Linked DNA regions of Mus musculus: region 1 is linked to region 2. A link is a loop called in an ENCODE intact Hi-C map of the cell type or tissue named here. Cell type or tissue: heart. All regions are shown on one strand. Links, peaks and the distances in the headings refer to the core of each region. The heading gives the core; the rest is flanking DNA.

The links. Peaks named below come from ENCODE experiments on the same cell type or tissue, not always from the same donor. Only the 100,000 strongest peaks of a DNase experiment are listed, where the experiment ranks them.
Region 1: it touches region 2 in a loop (2.5-fold over the local background); 6 of 42 quality-filtered maps call a loop at or near these places.

The regions. Positions count from the first base shown.
Region 1 is chr1:136,461,363-136,470,357 of GRCm38, forward strand. Kif14 (kinesin family member 14) reads left to right here and starts at 6,486. Exons shown (of 29, transcript NM_001287179.2): 1 at 6,486-7,812. The coding sequence starts at 6,596. In heart, for the core only: no CTCF peak of the experiment used is centred there; a DNase peak (open chromatin) is centred at 4,879; H3K4me3 peaks cover 1,675 bases; H3K27ac peaks cover 1,000 bases.
Region 2 is chr1:136,517,805-136,526,799 of GRCm38, forward strand. It overlaps Kif14 (kinesin family member 14), which reads left to right. Exons shown (of 29, transcript NM_001287179.2): 25 at 1,825-1,980; 26 at 3,386-3,505; 27 at 7,978-8,052; 28 at 8,971-8,995. It also overlaps the pseudogene Gm29485. Among named protein-coding and RNA genes, the nearest start is that of Kif14, 54 kb to the left of the region's middle. In heart, for the core only: a CTCF peak has its summit at 3,717 (motif pointing left); a DNase peak (open chromatin) is centred at 7,337.

The sequences.
Region 1 (8,995 bases), core at 250-8,249, 57 kb before region 2:
CAGCTTACAGCTTTCACAGGAGAGATGTCAAAGATGGAGGGAAGGCCAGGGAAGAACTGATGATGTGGGAGGTCCCTGAGGAGATGGAGACAGGACGTAGGTACAGGATGGTCCCAGGTGGCAGGGCACCTGTGTCTCTGAGGGTTGGAGTAGCTAAGGACCTAAAGAAAGGCTACTTTGCTGGGGTAAAAAGCTAGGAAAAAATATATTAGTGGAGTTATCTTAGTGCCTGGAGATTCGAGTAGTTGGTTTAGTTGTTGTTGATAGGATCTTATGATGCACCATGCAATGTGTTAAAGTTCATGTATGCTATCCATTTAATTTATGTTCTAATTTAATTCTCAAAAATACCTAAGAATTAGCTGCATACAATCAAAACATGTAACTATGTTCAGATTCATGAAAGCACCGTATTTTTTTAAAAAATATATCATGCATGTCTTGCAATTTGACTTTCTAGCAATCATTGACTTTCATTGATATAGTATCTACTAATTTAAGTATGGTGCCACACACTTAGAATCCCAGAACTCAAGAGGCTGAGGCAGGAGAAGTATGAGTTCAAAGGATTATCATATATAAATAAAAAATATAATATATAATGCATAAATTATGTTATATTAAATTATATTAAATAGTATATATTATAATATACACATTATATATAAATATATGTAATATATTTATATATATTGCATGTAATAAATGTATACAATTATGTGTAATTATATATTATATATATTAGAGTTATTACATATGATATTATATAAGATATACAAATATATAATAATTATATAAAACACATTGTATATTTAGTATGTATATATAGTTATATAATAATGTATACATGACATACAGTCTATTATATACATTATACATTATAATTGTATATTATATTGTACATTATATATTATATATTATTGTATCATATAGCATATATATTAAATGTGTTATAAAGATATGTTGTATATTATATAACATATATAATATGTGGTATAATATTTATATAATGTGAACATAAAAGGACACTGACTGTTAACGCAACTCTTGTGCTGTGTGCTGACAAAGCACCAGAAATAGCAGACTCTTCCCTGGTGAGTACTGATGAGAATGAACTAGTTATAAAAGTTCCATTTTCACAGGATTATTCTAGGCTTTATTGGCAAGGGTGGTGGCTCCGTGGGCCACAGCAGCAGTGGCAGCGAATGCATCTTCAGGGAGAGATCCTGAAGCAGGCAAGCAAGCTCTCGCGTCTTATCCAGCACAAACACCAGGCGGGACAGGATCAGTTTCCAGGTTTCCTGCTGTTCTGCCAAGTGTGGGCGGCTGGATGGCAAACACGCCTGTAGTCATGGGGACGGTGGAAAGGGCATGGACATGTGGTCATGTGGCAATTTACACCCAAGAGGAAGGCCACCACGAGCTATGGTGGGCAGCCCAAATACTGTTGTTTTGTGTTTTTCTTGGCCACCAGGCCGATTCTTCTAGAAATATGTGGGAGAAACACCCTAACCACGTGCTCACAGCCTCCCAACCTTCCCCTCTTCCTGTGGCTCTCCAGGTTCCCGTATTCCTAATTCCCCTCCCAGAATGGCTGGACTGCAGAATTGTCTATGATTATGAAATAAACATCAAATCGCAACAGAAGCCGCCGTCGCTGTCGCTGTTGCTGTCGCTGCCGCTGCGGCCACTGCCACCCCTGCTGCAGCCACAGGCGACAGAAGTACAGTGGGTCACAGTTCCATCTCTAATCAAACTTGAAAACTCAGAGCCTTGTAAACAGATGCTCTGCTGGTCACAGCACAAATATCCCTCTAACCTGCCAGGGTCTTTTGAATGTTGGAGAATTGTGTCATGTCCCCAAGTCAGGTGGGAGAAACCAGGCTTGAGGTAAGTTGGGAAGTTTCAACTAGTTTTCCTATCCACTTTGTACTGGCCAAATACTTCATTTTTTTCCCCCTTCAAAGAAATATGCACATGGCCTGTGCTTCTTAAAAATGTAATTGCATACGAGCAAAACAAACGAGTAGCATCCGGCAGTATTTTCTTGTTCTCTTTTAACAGACCACAGTGAGTCCATCATAGAAGGACTTAACAATTTCTCATTTATTTCTAGGGCTTAAGATCATAATCCTCGTGTTTCATAAATATGTCATCATCATTAGCAAGCCCCAAAATGCACTCCTGGCCTTGAATATGGGTTTTAGCAATTTAGAGAGTTACATTAGGCCATACGATTTAAGAGCTAACATTTGCTGAGCGTTAATCCCGTACCGGGCTCTATGCTAAGCACATATTAACTAACTTAATCCTCATTATGACTCTTTAGGGTGGGTAGCTCTCTCATCTGCAGTTTCCAGATGAAGAGCATGAGTCACTCAGAGGCTGAGTGAGGGCCCTGCTAGCCAGCTTGGGACAGAATCTTCAGAGAAAAGGGCTGTCTCAATGAAAAGACCAAAATATCCAAATCTGTCTCGTCTAAGCTAAAGGTGTCTGCAGGCAGGCCCCGTATAATATAATCCTGTGGAATTACATCATGGATTTCAAATGTAGAGAGTGGGAAGTGGAAGTGTGACTAGTGGTCTGAGAATTTCCTGTCAGTCACCTGGGCCACAAGACCCTTCTTCAGGTCAAGCTCACACATGTGTGGAACACACACATGTGGAACACACACAGGATGGCTTACTAGTCTAATTATTGCCTGCTGCTATTTAACATTTCATTACTGTATAACTTTTAGGATTTCTTTTTTCTTTTTTGAGACATGATCTTGCTCTAGCCCAGACTGCTCTGAAATCCACTATACTGACTTCTAAACTTACAGCAATTCTCCTGCTTCCATCTGAATTCTGGGATTACAGGACCACCACGCCCAACTCAATTACTATGGAGCTTAAGTGGGCACAATCACGATAATTCAATTTGTTTTTTTTTTTTTTTCCCTTAGCTTTCAAGGTTTCAAAATGTCCTACTGTGATTGGGATCTTAGATTTTGCCAAGTTTGGACCTATCAAAAATAGGGAATGTTCTTGTGAGCTTCTTCAGAACAAATTGCTTTCATACAGTTACTAGGTCTGCATGTATGGATATATGTATTGTTTTATGGATTAGAAGGGTTTGTTGACAATATTTACTGAGCACTTAATATGTACCAGGCCAAATACTGAGCATTAGAGAGACACTGACTGACCAGACACGACCTCTGACCTCAAGAAACATGCCAGTTTAGACTTGGAATTTCTGTACAGAATTACTAGCCCCAACATTTAAAAAGAATTTCTTTACATGTATCCACTTTTTAATGTCTGGGATGTTTGCATTCTGTTTTATATGAATTAGGTATATACACACGTATGTGTGTGAATTCTTTTTTGAATGAAACATCTTTCTTTACCCAGGTAAAGAAAGTAAATTGAGATTTTTACTTATATGTCATATTTCCTTAGTTATCTTAGACTTCTATGTTTTGAGTTATATTTGGTTTTTTTAAATTCTCGTGTTATTTGAATTTACTAATCTTTTCCCTCATCACACCTCTTGCTACTAATTGAATGAACATTTTCTCAATAGATCTGATAATCTATATTGGAAGGGGTCGGGTGTGAATTTCCCTCTAAGTAGATTTTAAGATTTTTAGGAATTTAAGAATGGGGGCTGATGGGCTGGTGAGATGGCTCAATGGGTAAGAGCACCCAACTGCTCTTCTGAAGGTCCGGAGCTCAAATCCCAGCAACCACATGGTGGCTCACAACCATCCGTAACAAGATCTGACTCCCTCTTCTGGAGTGTCTGAAGACAGCTACAGTGTACTTACATATAATAAATAAATAAATCTTTAAAAAAAAAACATTCCTTAAAAAAAAAAAAGAATGGGGGCTGGGGGCTAGAGAGGTGGCTCAGTGGTTAAGAGCACCCTCTGCTCTTCTAGAGGTTGAGTTCAACTCCCAGCAACTACATGGTGGTTCACAACTATCTGTAATGAGATCTGATGCCCTCTTCTGGAGTGTCTGAAGATAACAACACTGTACTCACATACATAAAATAAATAAATATTTTTTAAAAAAAGAATGAGAGCTGGAGAGATGACTGAGCAGTTTAAGAGCACTTTGCTTGCTCTTCCAGAGGACTTGGGTTCAATTCTTAGCACCCTTCAATTCCATGGATGCCCTAAAACTTTTTCTGCTCTCTGTGGACATCAGGAAAACACACACACACACACACACACACACACACACACACACACACGGTGTACAGACTTACTTGCAAGCAAAACACCCTATGCATACATAAAACAATAAGAAAAAAATTGTCAAGGAATAAAAATTATCTTAAAAACTGACTTTATCGTGTAATTTTTCATATAGTTAAAGCACTTCTGGGTTCCTTTTCTCTCTTACAGAATACATTTCCATTATCTCCATACTGTTAATTTGGAAAAATATTTGGCTAGAATCATTCTTTGGTTTTAGTGATTACCTTTTTTCAGGTTTCAGAATGTTATTGTAACCTTTACCGCAACAGCTTTGGACTTCCAGCCACACCACTTGCTACTTGTCAGATCATTCACAAGTTTATTAACAGACTGGCATAACATTAATACTTGATTAAAATATTCAGGATTAAAAAACAAAACTTTAATTCATCTGAACACTTAGTCCACGACATCACGTAACGACTTGAGTATGAAATACCAGAGTGTTATTATAATTAACGTGGGGGCACATGGTCATTCCCTACAGATCGTCGTGTAAAGGATCGGATAGATGAGGCACTGTCGCTTCTCCTGAAAACCCTTCAGGTGAGTGCCCGCCCCTTTGGTGGTACCGCCCAGCTCCAAGCTCTGAGCTCCAATTCCGCCCAGAGGAGGGGCGGGCCGTCACCTAGGAGATAGGGCGGGGTGTGTCTCGCGGTAGAAGCTGCACTTCCGGGGATGGGGAGGAGTGAAGGCGCGGCGCTTGACGCTACGCCCAGCGACCAATCAGGAAGCGAGGCGCGCATTCAAATTGCCGCAGCCACGGGAGCCTGTGCCGGGAATGGTGAGTGTCGAGGTCTTAGGAGTGGGAAGCGCCTCCGAGCTGAGAGCGCTGAGGTTGCTCGCCCAGCGAGCCGGTGGGCTGAGAGCGTTGCGGTGTTTGCCCAGCAGGCCGGGGTGCTTGGGTGGGTGGTGCGGCTCGGTCCCCTTTAGTCCGAGGGTCCCGGGCAAGGGGCGCGGGGCGTCGCTCTGTCCACCCGGAAGCCGAGAACAGCGCCGCGGAGCGTGGAGCGGCGAACTGGAGGGGTCCAGGTACACTGTCACAGCCTGGCAAGACTGCCAGAGTCGCCAGGAGCCTCGGCCTGTGGTCGTGACCGACTTCTCTTGTCTTCCTTCCAGTCCTCTTGGAGATCTGATGGCCGAAATTCTGCAAACAAAAATCATGTTGATCTATGCAAAGAGCAAATGGCTTTTAGTTTCTAAGACAAAGATATATTGTCCCTAATTTCACCTCATATTGGGAGGGTTCTGTATTTTCACTGAAAGTTTAGCGGGAGATGCTTATACTCGAACTCTTTCTTTCTTCCTACAATGTCTCTTTGTCAAACTTTTAAAAATGAGCTTCTGGTAATTTGTTCCTTGATTGTAACAATGTCCAAATAGTTTGAATCAGTGACATTTTGTAAGGTAGACTCAGGAATTCAATTTTAAAGAGTTGTTTACGTCCATTTAAGGAGCATGACGAAGAGTGGCATTTGCACTGTTCTGTTTTAGATAATGCCTGGCAGATATTGTTGGCCTATATTTACCTATATGTGTGTAAACGCATGCCTGTCTAGTTTGTTGTATAATGAAGAAGTGACAGATAGTGTAGTTGTCTAACTTGAGGGGGTGTGGGCATCGGTGACAGTGTCAGGCTGGCCTTGAAAGTTCCAGTCTCTCACCTCGGCCTCTCTAAGGCTGGGATCACAGGCACGGACCATCACACCTGGCTACACACGCAGTTTGTAGTGTATAATGTCTGTGGTACTTTCTTAAGAGTAGCCTCCTTTGTGACATCGTGTTAAACTCCTCTGTAGGCATTCTTGTATTTAGGATACATTGACAAGTGTTCAGAAACCTACTTTGCTGCAGACTAATCAGACTAGATGCTATGATTCCAAGCTGGGGGCACTTAAAGTATGCTGACATACAGGTGTTGACCTTTCTTGAATCACTTTGTTGAGATTAAGGTCACCTGTAAGCTCCTTCTAAGCTGAGGAAATAAGGATGGGGAGGTCCTGTCTTTGAAGTCTGCAGTGTCTGTGGGTGCCTTGCTCCTAAGGGAACCCTCAGTAGATATTTGTTGAATAACAAGTGAAGTCCTTCGAGGGTGGAGATTGTAGGAGGCTGTGTGGAGGTGCAGTGGGAAGTGGTTTAGTCCAATGCATCCTCTGAGAGTTTGCTTCTGTAGTAGGAAGATCTCTCTCTTTTTAAAGTTTGTAGTAACCGTTTTATTTTTCATTTTTTGTAGTCGGCCAGATATTTTGTTGGAAACTGAAAAGAACAAAATGCCCAGCACCCCGACAAGGATCTGAAGGGCTTAGATCCTTCACATCCTCTTAAAAATCGCTTGCTGCCAAGATGTCAGTACACACTTCGCATAGCAGACACAACATCGGAAGCCTGGAGGTTTCTTCTTCACAGAAGATTTCAGCATCCAGTGGCCTCGTCCACAGCAGCCGGCTGGAACTGCACTTGAAGGCAGATATGTCAGAGTGTGAGAATCATGATCCATTCGTGAATGCTGGAAGTAAAACCATCGACATAAATAGCACTTATGTTATCTCTGCCTGTAAAAAAACAAGAGAGACTCCTGTTACCTCTGACCCCCGGAGACTGAGCCTCCAGAGAAGGGCTACTTGTGGGGACAGAGAGTCGTCTTTACTTGGAAGTGAGTTGGGAAACAGAAGAACAGCAGACACAAGTCTTAGGTTACAACGGCGGCACGGTAGAGCGGATTATGTGGGAAAGTGGGAGACATTGAATCCTGTGGGAGGTAACCCAGGAAGTGACTCTGCCTCCCAGGCATCGAGGACAGAAGCAAAGGGTGTAAATAATGATACCCGTGTCCTGTCGTCTGTCGTCTCCGTGAAAGACTCCAACGACACCGGGTTGACGAGATGCAAAGACCCAGGTCCTCCCGTTGGTGCCTCTAATGAAAAGGTGACAGTTAAGGACACAAACAGTAGAGCGCCTGTGGGTTCCCAGCGTCAGACTGAAGCTATGAGATCAGGACACTTAGTGGTGCAACTGACCGAGAGCAAGTCTGATACCCCAGTGTCAGGAGGAAGAAACTCACACCGTGGGAATGCTGGCAAGGACACTGCTAAACAAGTCGGTACATTTGGAAGCTCAGATACAAGAACCCCAGTGAAATGTGTTTTAGAACACAGATGGACACCAAGGCATGACCCGCCTCCACCGAAAAGCCCAGCTTTATCCACACCGAAAAACAATGGGAAGGACATCCCGAAACATGGCAGTACATTCAGAAGCGCGAGCTCAGAATCGAGGACCCCGGTAAAATGTGTCCCAGAACACAGATGGACACCAAGGCATGACCTGCCTCCACCGAAAAGCCCAGCTTTATCCACACTGAAAAACAGGATTGCAAGCCCTCGAGTTAAACCGAGGCCCAAAAGTTCTCTTTTTGCAAATAAAAGGGAAAGCTCACGAGAAAGCACACTCCCTCCAGAAGAAAACAGTCTAGTTCAGAAGACCTTTACAGAGCCAGACTCCTTAAAAGTAGAGAACAGTCAGGTGACCGTGGCGGTGCGCGTGAGGCCTTTCAGCAAAAGGTACGTCCGGCGTGTTAGCTCTCAGGCCGAGAATTCCATGTCATTATGTGTCTGTAAGACTCTGCTTCTAGAAAGCCAGTGTCTTTAAAGTCATTGGCATTTTCTCTTGGTACGGGGAATTGAACCCAAGACCCCATGTAGGTAGATATAATTGAGCCACATCTTCAGCCCACCAGTGTTTAGGCTTTGATTGTAGTTATACTGGTTATTTTTATAATAGAATACAAAATTAAAATCTATATTTTATACCCATATATAGGCATACACACACAAACACATACCTCTTTTAGAAACCGAGCCAGGCAGGATTGTGCACACTTTTAATCCCAGCATTTGGGAGGAGGAGGCAGGTGGATCTTTGGATTTGAAGCCAGGCTGGTTTGCGAAACAAGTTCCAAGCCAGCCAAAGCTACAGAGTGAGGCCTGGACCTAATGTGGCCAGGGGCAGGGGGAGGTGCCCTGAGTGAGTCATTTCATTCTCTCATGCAATCGCCTCTCAAATCTTTGATTTGTAGTGCTTGGGAATGTCTTCTTTCCTTTCAAAGAGCCACACAAGCTCATAGCTTCCCCAGAGAATGTTCTAGAATGGCATTCATCAACCGTATCACCTGCATTTGGTACATAGTGCTCATAAATGCAGAGGCTTAGCACACTTGATTTTGAAGGCATAGAATATTTCTTTAAAGGTGATTGCAGTTGGCGAGTCACAGATTATTGATAAGACTTTTAAAAAGTCAGCTGGGTGTGGAGGCCAGGCCTTTGGTCCCAGAGCTCACAGGCAGATCCCTAAATTCAAGGCCAGCCTGGTCTACAGAGTTAGTTCCAGGAAAGCCAGGGCTACACAGAGAAACCCTGTCTTTAAAAAAAAAAAAAAAGTAAAAATACTTATAAATGAGTGTATGCGTGTGCAATAAAATTGCTTGTAAGAATTTTTTTTTCTTTCTTTTTTTGAGACAGGGTTTCTCTGTGTAGCCCTAGCTGTCCTGGAACTCACTCTGTAGACCAGGCTGGCCTCGAACTCAGAAATCCGCCTGCCTCTGCCTCCCTCCCAAGTGCTGGGAGCAAAGGCGTGCGCCACCACTGCCAGGCACTTGTAAGTATTTAGTTGTTAGTATGTGGGAAACTTAGTGGATTTGGTGAGCACTATTTCAGCAAAGGAACTTAAAAGAGTTTGAACTGAAAG
Region 2 (8,995 bases), core at 414-8,413:
CCCTGAGGTTATCAGGGTTACCCACCGGGCCAGCCATCTTACCAGCTCCACTTTCCACTTCTCCATAGCAGAACGTTTGTTGTGACAAGTCATTCCTGAGTGACTGAGTTAGAGGAATCTTCAACTGTTTTTTCCCCCAGATCTTTCTGGGTCTCCCCAGCATGGCCGGGTCCCTCTCTTGTTTGTTCTTTTTGTTAGCCCCAAGTAAAGCTACTAATTATGCCTTTTAATATGCCATGCTATTGATGAATACATGACAGTCTGCTCTCTGTAGGTGAAGGACTCAGAGTGTCTTTTCACAGGGCCTCATGACGTGTTAGATAGCGCGTTGGATATTTGTTGTTGAATGAATGTGAAATTCACATCAAATGAAGGGTCGCTTTGGATATAGACAACAGGGAAAGAGAAGAATGTAACACGGAGGTGACTACAGGCAGATGTGGGCAAGCTTCAGGTGAAGAAGATCTGACAGCATAGGACCCTGAACATAACATGGACAAACATACATGAACATAACATGGATAAAGCCAGAGTCAGAACTGAGGGTGTGACTTAGGCTCAGCCCTAATAAAGGATATAGCCCGGGATGCTCTGAGGTAGAAATGAAAGAAAAGCAGTTTAAGAGGTTGTGTGTGTGTGTGTGTGTGTGTGTGTAAGAATGTAAGAGAGACAGACAGACGGACACAGAGACAGATAAGGACCAGAACCCACTGTTGGTATTTAAAATCCTGCTAATTCGTGTCCTTAGGCAGGCTGCTTAGCTATTGGGTCTCTTCCCTAGAAAATAAGAACAGTAATGGCCACCTGGCAGGGTTGCTGTGGTCGTCAGATGAAATCATGGTGTGAGAGAGTTGGTCCAGTTGCTGCTGTGAAATGTCTTGCCTTCTCTTCATTTCCTGGGAAGAGCACTTTGAACTTGACTTACAAGCTTCCACACAGCTTGTGGGATGCGTTCTATGAAACGAATGAAGGGTGGAGATGCCAAGTGACTGGGAAGGCACTGCTCTAGCCAGAACACTTTACTAGTGAAGCATGCTTGATCCTTACCTTGTGCTGCTGTAATGAGCAAGTGTCTTCTGAGTGGCAGGCCAAGCCAGGCATTCTAAGGGCTGCAGGGGGCGGGGCCAGAAAGAAGCAGCATTAAAGGGGAGGTCCCTGTGCCTTTGCAACTTGCGCACTGAGTGTAGGGAAGGCTGTTGTTTAAAGTAACTGGGGTGCTTTTCCTTTCTCCTCTTCTCCTTTGCACCCCCTCCCCAAGAACAGTTAAAGTTGAAAGGTCAAAGGTGTACCATTTGTTCGTCTTACTGATGTCTGCGTCTAACCCTGACTCAGGGTTAACTGCACACTTGATTTATGTCTCCTCGGTGTCAAGTCTGAGGGAGGGGGCTGAATCCTGTTCATGTTACAGCTGTCAGCTTCAGGGCTGCCTGCTTTCTGTTTCTCACAGGCACTTCAGTGGTCACTATATTATGAATTTTACTTTTAGATCCATGGGTATTTTGTCTTCATGTGTGCCTATGCATCACATATGTGCCTGCTGCTCTCAGAGATCAGAAGGGGGTGTTGGGTCCTCTGGAACTAGAGTTAGAGATGGCCGTGAGCTACCCTGTGGTGGCTAGGAATCAAACCTCTGTTCTCTGGAAGAACACCCAGTGCCCTTATCTCCTAAACAGCCTCGACTGCCCTGTTATTACTGTTATTTTTAGTGCTGGCACTGAGGGCTTAGGTCCAGCCCCTCCTACCTGCTAACTTCACCCACTGCCCCCTTTCTCTTTGCTTTAAAATCTCATATATGTGCTATATGGACCCATCTTTATTTCACAGGGATGCTGTTCGGATATTTCATCGATGGTTAAAGAGGCTCAAAACAAAGTCATGAAGATTATACAGCAGGCTGTTCAGTGTGTGGGTCAGCTAGCTGTTCTGAAAGGGAGCAAGCTCTGTGTTCTGGAAAACAGCAGCAAAGTCTCCAGTACCCAGGTAATGCACAGCATTAGTGCTGGAAAGCCTGTGAAGGAACGCCAGGGACTTCAGATAATAGCAGCGCTACACAGAATAACAAAATAAGTGCATTTCCTTTTTCAAAATAACCTGTACTTTTAATAGCTTGGCCATCTTAAATTCTTTTGGTCAAAAGTGGATAAGGCTGGGATGTACCTCTGGCAGCTTGCAGAGCAGGCGTGAGTTTGATCTCCATTGCTGTGAGTGCACATTTGTAATCCAGCCTTCGGAGGCAGACAGGAGGATCAGAAGGACAAGATCAGTTTTGGTTGTAAAGCAAACTTGAGACCAACCTAGGCTACATGAATACCGTTCTCAATCACAAGCCAACAAAAGCGGTTAAAATATGATTGGTGATTACAGATCTTTACAGTCCTTTTGGAGCCAGGCATGGTGGGATACATTTCGAGTACATTAAGGAGACAGAGCCAAGTTGATCTTTGTGAGTTCAAGGCCAGGCTGAACTACATAATGAGTTCCAGGACAGAGAAACCTTGTCTCAGAAAACAAACAAAACTCTTACTGGGGCTCAGGGTAGGGTGCTCACCTGTAACCTCAGTACCTAGGGGTTGGGGATCAGGAGATCAAGGACAACTTGTGCGACATAGTGAGACCAATCTCAAAACCTAAAGGGAAAATGTGCTTTTTATCTTTTGATGGCTGCTATAAACTGTGGAACATGGTCTTACCCCATCTATATATGAAATAGTAGTAATTATAGAATATTTATATTTGCCCACTTTGTTTATACTATGAACAATATATATTAAAATGTATTATTTCCTAGCAAATAAAGGCCTGCCTAAAATGACCATTCTTCCCAATGTGACACCTGCGGAGTACTACATTATCATTTTGTTAATTTTATTTCCTAATAGATTTTATAAAGTTAGTTATACTAACTTTAGCTGAATTTAATAAACTGAGGGTGAGTTACAGTTTCATTATCTTATAATTTTGAAGAGTATGTAAAACCAGGCAAGTGATGTGGCTCAGTGGTGAAGGTGCTGGCTGTCAGCCTGATGTCCTCAGTGCTGTTTCTCAGAGACACAGGGTGGAAGGAGAGATCCAAGTGTACAGGCTGTCCTGTGACACCTGTATGTGCGCTCGCTCTGTCTGTCTCTGTCTCTCTGTCTCCATCTTGCTCCTTCTCTTCTCTTCTCTTCTCTTCTCTTCTCTTCTCTTCTCTTCTCTTCTCTTCTCTTCTCTTCTCCTCTCTCTCTCTTTCTCTCTCTCTCTCTCTGAGTCTCCTCTGCCTCTCTGTCTCTTTCTCTCTGTGTCACACACACACACACACACACACACACACACACACACACATTTAATAAAATTTTACCTTGTGAAACCAAGCTCACAGCTAACTGAGAGACATTTTTCCTAACAGGAGTTCATGGCCGCTCTCCAGGATGGTGTAACCTCTGGGATGAAGAGTCTCTTAGACTCTGGGCTGGAGACCGCGCAAGACCTCAGGCAGGACCTCTCCAGGCAGAGTGCACGAGAGGAGGTAAGGGTGAGGAAGGATCTGGTCCTCCCGTTGCACACTTGGTCTTAAAGATGGGTCTTGGGTAAAATACTTTAAAATGTACAAGTAACAGTGCAGCGCGGTGAGTTTATATATCATGTGTTTTAGTTTGTGATGAATTCTTTTTTATTGAAGAGCGGATGGTGCCCTGTCTCTGAAGCTCCACTCCATACGGAGTGTGGCAGCGACACCTACTGTTCACTCCCTGGATGTCTTTTCCTGCCTTTCTGTTAGGTCTTTATTTTCTACCTATAAACTGTAAGCAAGCACCTACTGATCCAGTCATCTTGAACTAAATGTTTCCAGGGGCATTCGCACCAGTGATTTCACATCAAGATACAGAACTAGTGATGATGTCAGTGCCTTCTAAGGGTGCTCTGCCTCTGCAGATGACTAGCCCTGACTCATAAGCCGTGCTAGCTGTAGGCGAGATCTTCCACCCTAATCCCTCCCAACCCTCCAACACTAGATGGGAGAGGAAGGTTAGAAGAGAAGGGGATGTAGACATCTTTAGACTACTTCATGCTGATTAGAGGTGTCGGGTTCCTTGGGGCAAATCCAATCTCCGTCATCGGGATATCTCCAACCAGGAATCCAGCAATATTTATTATGTATACAGTGTTCTGTCTGCATGTGTGGCTGAAAGCCAGAGAGGGTACCAGATCTTACCATAGGTGGTTGTGAGCTACCGTGAAGTTGCTGGGAATTGAACTCAGGACCTCAGGAAGAACAGTCAGTGCTTTTATCCTCCAAGCCATCTCTCCACCCTCCATATGCCTGGTTTTTTAAAGAAACCAAAATTCTCACTACAGCTAGGAATGAGGGCTGGAGAGACTGTAGCAAGCGTTCTTGCAGAGGACCCAGGCTCAGTTCCCAACACCACACGGTGGCTCACAGCAGTCTGGCTGTAATTCCAGTATCAGGGGGTCTCATATCCTGTTCTGCCCTCTGATAGTAGCAGCCACATATGTGGTACACATATATATGTACAGGCAAAATCCCCATACATATAACACTTTAAATTTTTTAAATAAAAATAAATACTAGGAACAGTGACTGGCAGCTGCTGAATTGCTCGTCTTGCTTGAACGTGCTGCACTGTGTGAATGTGTCGCCTCCTTGCTTGCATATCTTTGTTCATCCGTTTTAAAAGAAGAACAAAACCAAAGGAGTCCACACTGTCACTAAATCAAGATCTGTGACTCCTGTGTTATTGCAGTAGACGTGTGGCTGATCAGGTTCTGTGGCAGGACCACTGTGGAGAGGGACGCGCTGGGCTGTTAGGTCATAGTCAAAGCATTGCTGACACCGAGATTGGCTATGTCGGGAGCCCCATTCATCACTAATATCTTTTATCAACTGCGTGAGTTCTGTCTGTAAAACTTCTGCTGGCAGTAAGTTCAGAGTGTGGAATCAGACAGTGATGAACGGTGGCCAGTGGCAGAGAGAAGTGCTCATGCTACTGTTAAAGCAGGGGTGCGTGTTAGCTTTGTCTCACACACACACCACATACACACACACACACCACATATACACACATACCACATACACACACACCACATATATACACGTGCCACATACACACACCACACAAATGCCACATACAAACACATGCCACACACACACATGCCACATACATACACAAATCACACATATACACACACACCACATATACCACACATACCACATACACACACACATGCCGCATACACACATACACCACACACACACACCCCATACATACACACACCACATACATACCCCCCCACACACACCTTATATACACACCACATATACCACACACACACACACACACACACCCCACATATACCATACACACCACATATACCACACACACACTCTCCACATAAATAAAAGGAACTAAAAGGATTCTTCACATAGACTCTTTCTCCTTCCTTTTGTTGTTCTATGGTCTGACATTGTAGTTTGTTACATGGTGGAATTTTATTCATTGTATTCTTTGTCCCTTTTTTCTGTCTGTCTTTCTCTCTCTCTGTGTGTGACTGTGTGCGTGGGGAGAGTGATCAGAGGTCAACCTTGGATGTTGTTCCTCTAGAACTTTCCAACTCAGTTTTTGAGACAGTATCACTCACTGATATCTCAGTTAGTCTAGACTGGCTTGCCTAGAGTCCTCTCTCTTCCCTTCTCCATGCTGAGCATGGTGGGGATTGAACTTAGGTCCTCATGGTTAAGTGGCAAGTGCTTTAGCAACTGAGCCATCTTAGCTGGATTCTTTCTGATTGTATTCTCCCAACTTAAAAGTCGGAAGAGCCTGTGGTAGGAGCTGGAGGAGTGGCTCGGCAGCTGAGGGTATTTACTGCTGTTCCCAGGATTGGGGCTGGAATCTCACTCAACACCCATGTCAGACAGCTCACCATCACCTGTAACCCCAGCTCCAAAGGATCATACATGCACACACACCACACAGCACACCCCATACACCACACACACACATACCATGTACCACACACATACACACAAGCCACACATCATACACACACACACCATACACCACACACATAAAGAATAAATACAGCTCAATGAGGGAAGTGTCCACTCACCCTCTACTCCCAATATCGCCAGCTGCTGAGTGACTATGAACCCCCATTGCTAGGCTACACCCAGGGAACTGGAAATAGCCAGGTGCCTCAGAGTAAATATGCAGAGCTGCTGGCCATCATTGAAGAGTTGGGGAAAGAGGTCAGACTGACGTATGCAGGAAGCAAGAGCGCCATGGAGAGGCTAAAACGAGGCATCATTCATGCCCAGAGCCTGGTTCGGGAGTGCTTGGCTGAAACGGAACGGAATGCCAGGTCCTATTCCCTGGTCGGTCTGAAGGCCCATCTCACTAACCCGTGGAGATGAGAAGCTTTGTGCAAAATGGCAGTCATTTTTCTACCACAGTCATTAAGCTCTGAACCCACACTCAAAAGATTGGGAGGACATTTTGCAGTAACTGACGATGTGCATTTTAAGTAGTTAGGAATGACGCAGCTCTTTTTTCTTTCCAAACATTTGAAAGATGTTTGTGAAGCCACTTCACAGCAAGCTATTGTTTGTCCCCAAATACCAGTGTCCCCTCTAGCCTCCCTTTGGATACACATCACCCCAGTTGCCGTCCTTTCCCTGAGTTCACCTGCCTCCAAGTTGAGTGCAAACCACAGCGCCTTTGCTCAGTAGCTGGCCTGCCTGTGTACAGTGTAGACCCTGCTTCATGGAGCTTCTCTGCCTAAGCGTTTGCATGACTGAGTGCTCGGAAGTCAATCTTTAAAATGCACAGAAGAAAGAGCCATTTACCCAACCTCCCAAGCACCCTGCAGATGTCCATCCTGAGGCTGTAGATCTCAGTTCTGTGTTTACTGTGAGCCCATCACAGCATCTGGAAGAAAACGACTGGAACTATTGCATCTTTGTATTTATTACTTGATGTAATAAAGCTTATTTTCATTAACAAAAAGAATAAATACAATCAGGATTGCATTATAGACTCATAGAGGGCACTGAAATTGTAATTTCAAAGCTGGGTTCATGAAATGAAGAAGTGTACTTTTTCTTCTTTCTGGGAGTCAATCTTACCACACAGATCTTGTTTGCCTGGAACTTGAAGCTTGCAGGAGAGTAGTTCTTGTGCCTCTCACTCCTGAGTGCTGGGATTAGAGGTGAGCCACCGTGGCCTACTTTTCTTCTTACTGTAACTGCAAGTCTGAGCCGACCTAGACAAGAGCTTAGTGAAGAAAGCCAATTAAACACACAGCAGCACCCCCTTGCAGAAGCTTGCCTCCACCTGAGGGGGCAGCAGTGAGCAGAGGCCCAGCCAAGGCTTCACTGTTGATTTAGTTTAAGACTTGCACCACTGTGAGAGCCAGGAGTCCCCATCTGGGTCTGATTGTCAGTGGTAAGGTGGGAAATGCCATGTGCAGCATAGATCACAACTGGGAATCACATAACATTTGTAACTTTCTCAAAGCACCTCATATTTTTTTGATAATTCAAACCCTCGCTTTCTTCTGAGAGAAGTTTCATGCCTATAAATATTTAAATAAAAGGCAAATTTTGAGATAGTTACACATCAGAATATATCCTCTCTTATATTTATATTTTATTATTAGTGTATGTGTGCGTGTGGAGACCTGTGTGTCATGTCACATATGTGGATGTCAGGAGACAGCTTTGTGGAGTCATTCACCAGGGTCAACGTTAGGTCCTCAGGCTTGTGCCGCTGAGCCCAGTTCAGCCGTGCTATATGGAAATCAATGTGTCGTTTATTCTGAAGGAATTCCACTTATATGGTTTGAAGAACCCTCGAGCTGGCTTATGAAACTTTTATCTCTTCTGGATTCTAGACCAGAGCTCCCTGTCTGGTCTCGCAGGGGCCTAAGAATTGTGTTTCCTGGTGATTGCGTGTTTACTGAAATATTTTAACATTTCTCTAGGTCACTAAGCAGATGAAAGCCAGTACTGTGGAGTGGGTCGGGTCTCTGGAAAATGCTGTCGCTGAATGGAGGACGGTAGGAGGAGCTTTGCATTGTTTTTTGTTTGTCACTGCGTTTGGTTCCTTTGTAGATATATTTATTTCCCTTGGCAGCCCCAGCTGGAGACAGCTCTGCTGTGCATGCTCACCGAGCATGCTTGTTTCCTAGTCTTTCTTTGGCAGACTTAATGCACTCGTGTAGTACTAGGTCTATGGTGGCCAGGGGCCTGCTAATGCACCCCCTGTTTCTTAGTTACTAGCCTAGGAGCTGCCAGCTTGTGCCTGACTGTAGTCACTATAGACTAAAGAACACATTTAACACTAATGTGCTCAAACAGTGTCAACTAGAGGAGAATTAATATATACTCATGTCACAGGTCACACTTTATAGACAAAGAGAGATGGAGTATAAAAATCAGTGTACCGAAAAGGAGAGTAATGCCCATAGCTGAAGTATTTAAGTAAAGTAAATATTGAAAGAAATACTGTGAGGTTGAATTCTTTGAAATGAAATGTTAGCCTTTTATGGTGTTGGGTACTATGGTCCGTTTCTATGTGCTAGGATGTTAGGGCTGTGGTTTAAATTAAGATTAAATCCGTACTGCTTTTTAAAAGTAACCATTGTTAATTTTGTATTTTGATCTTGCTTATAGAAATGAAGTTATGTACTGGTAAGAAAATTAAATGTTTCAATGTAGCTTCATTATACATTCCATTTTTGTCTGTCATATATATATGCATATATATATATATATGTATATATATTCTATATTTATTTATTTGTTTGTTTATTTGGTTTTTCGAGACAGGGTTTCTCTGTGTAGCCCTGGCTGTCCTGGAACTCACTCTGTAGACCAGGCTGGCCTCGAACTCCCAGGTGCTGGGATTAAAGGCGTGCGTGCGCCACCGCTGCCCAGCTGTATGTTCTTTCTAAGTATTAACTTTTTGTATACAGAAAAGCTTCAGAACTCAAGCACAAG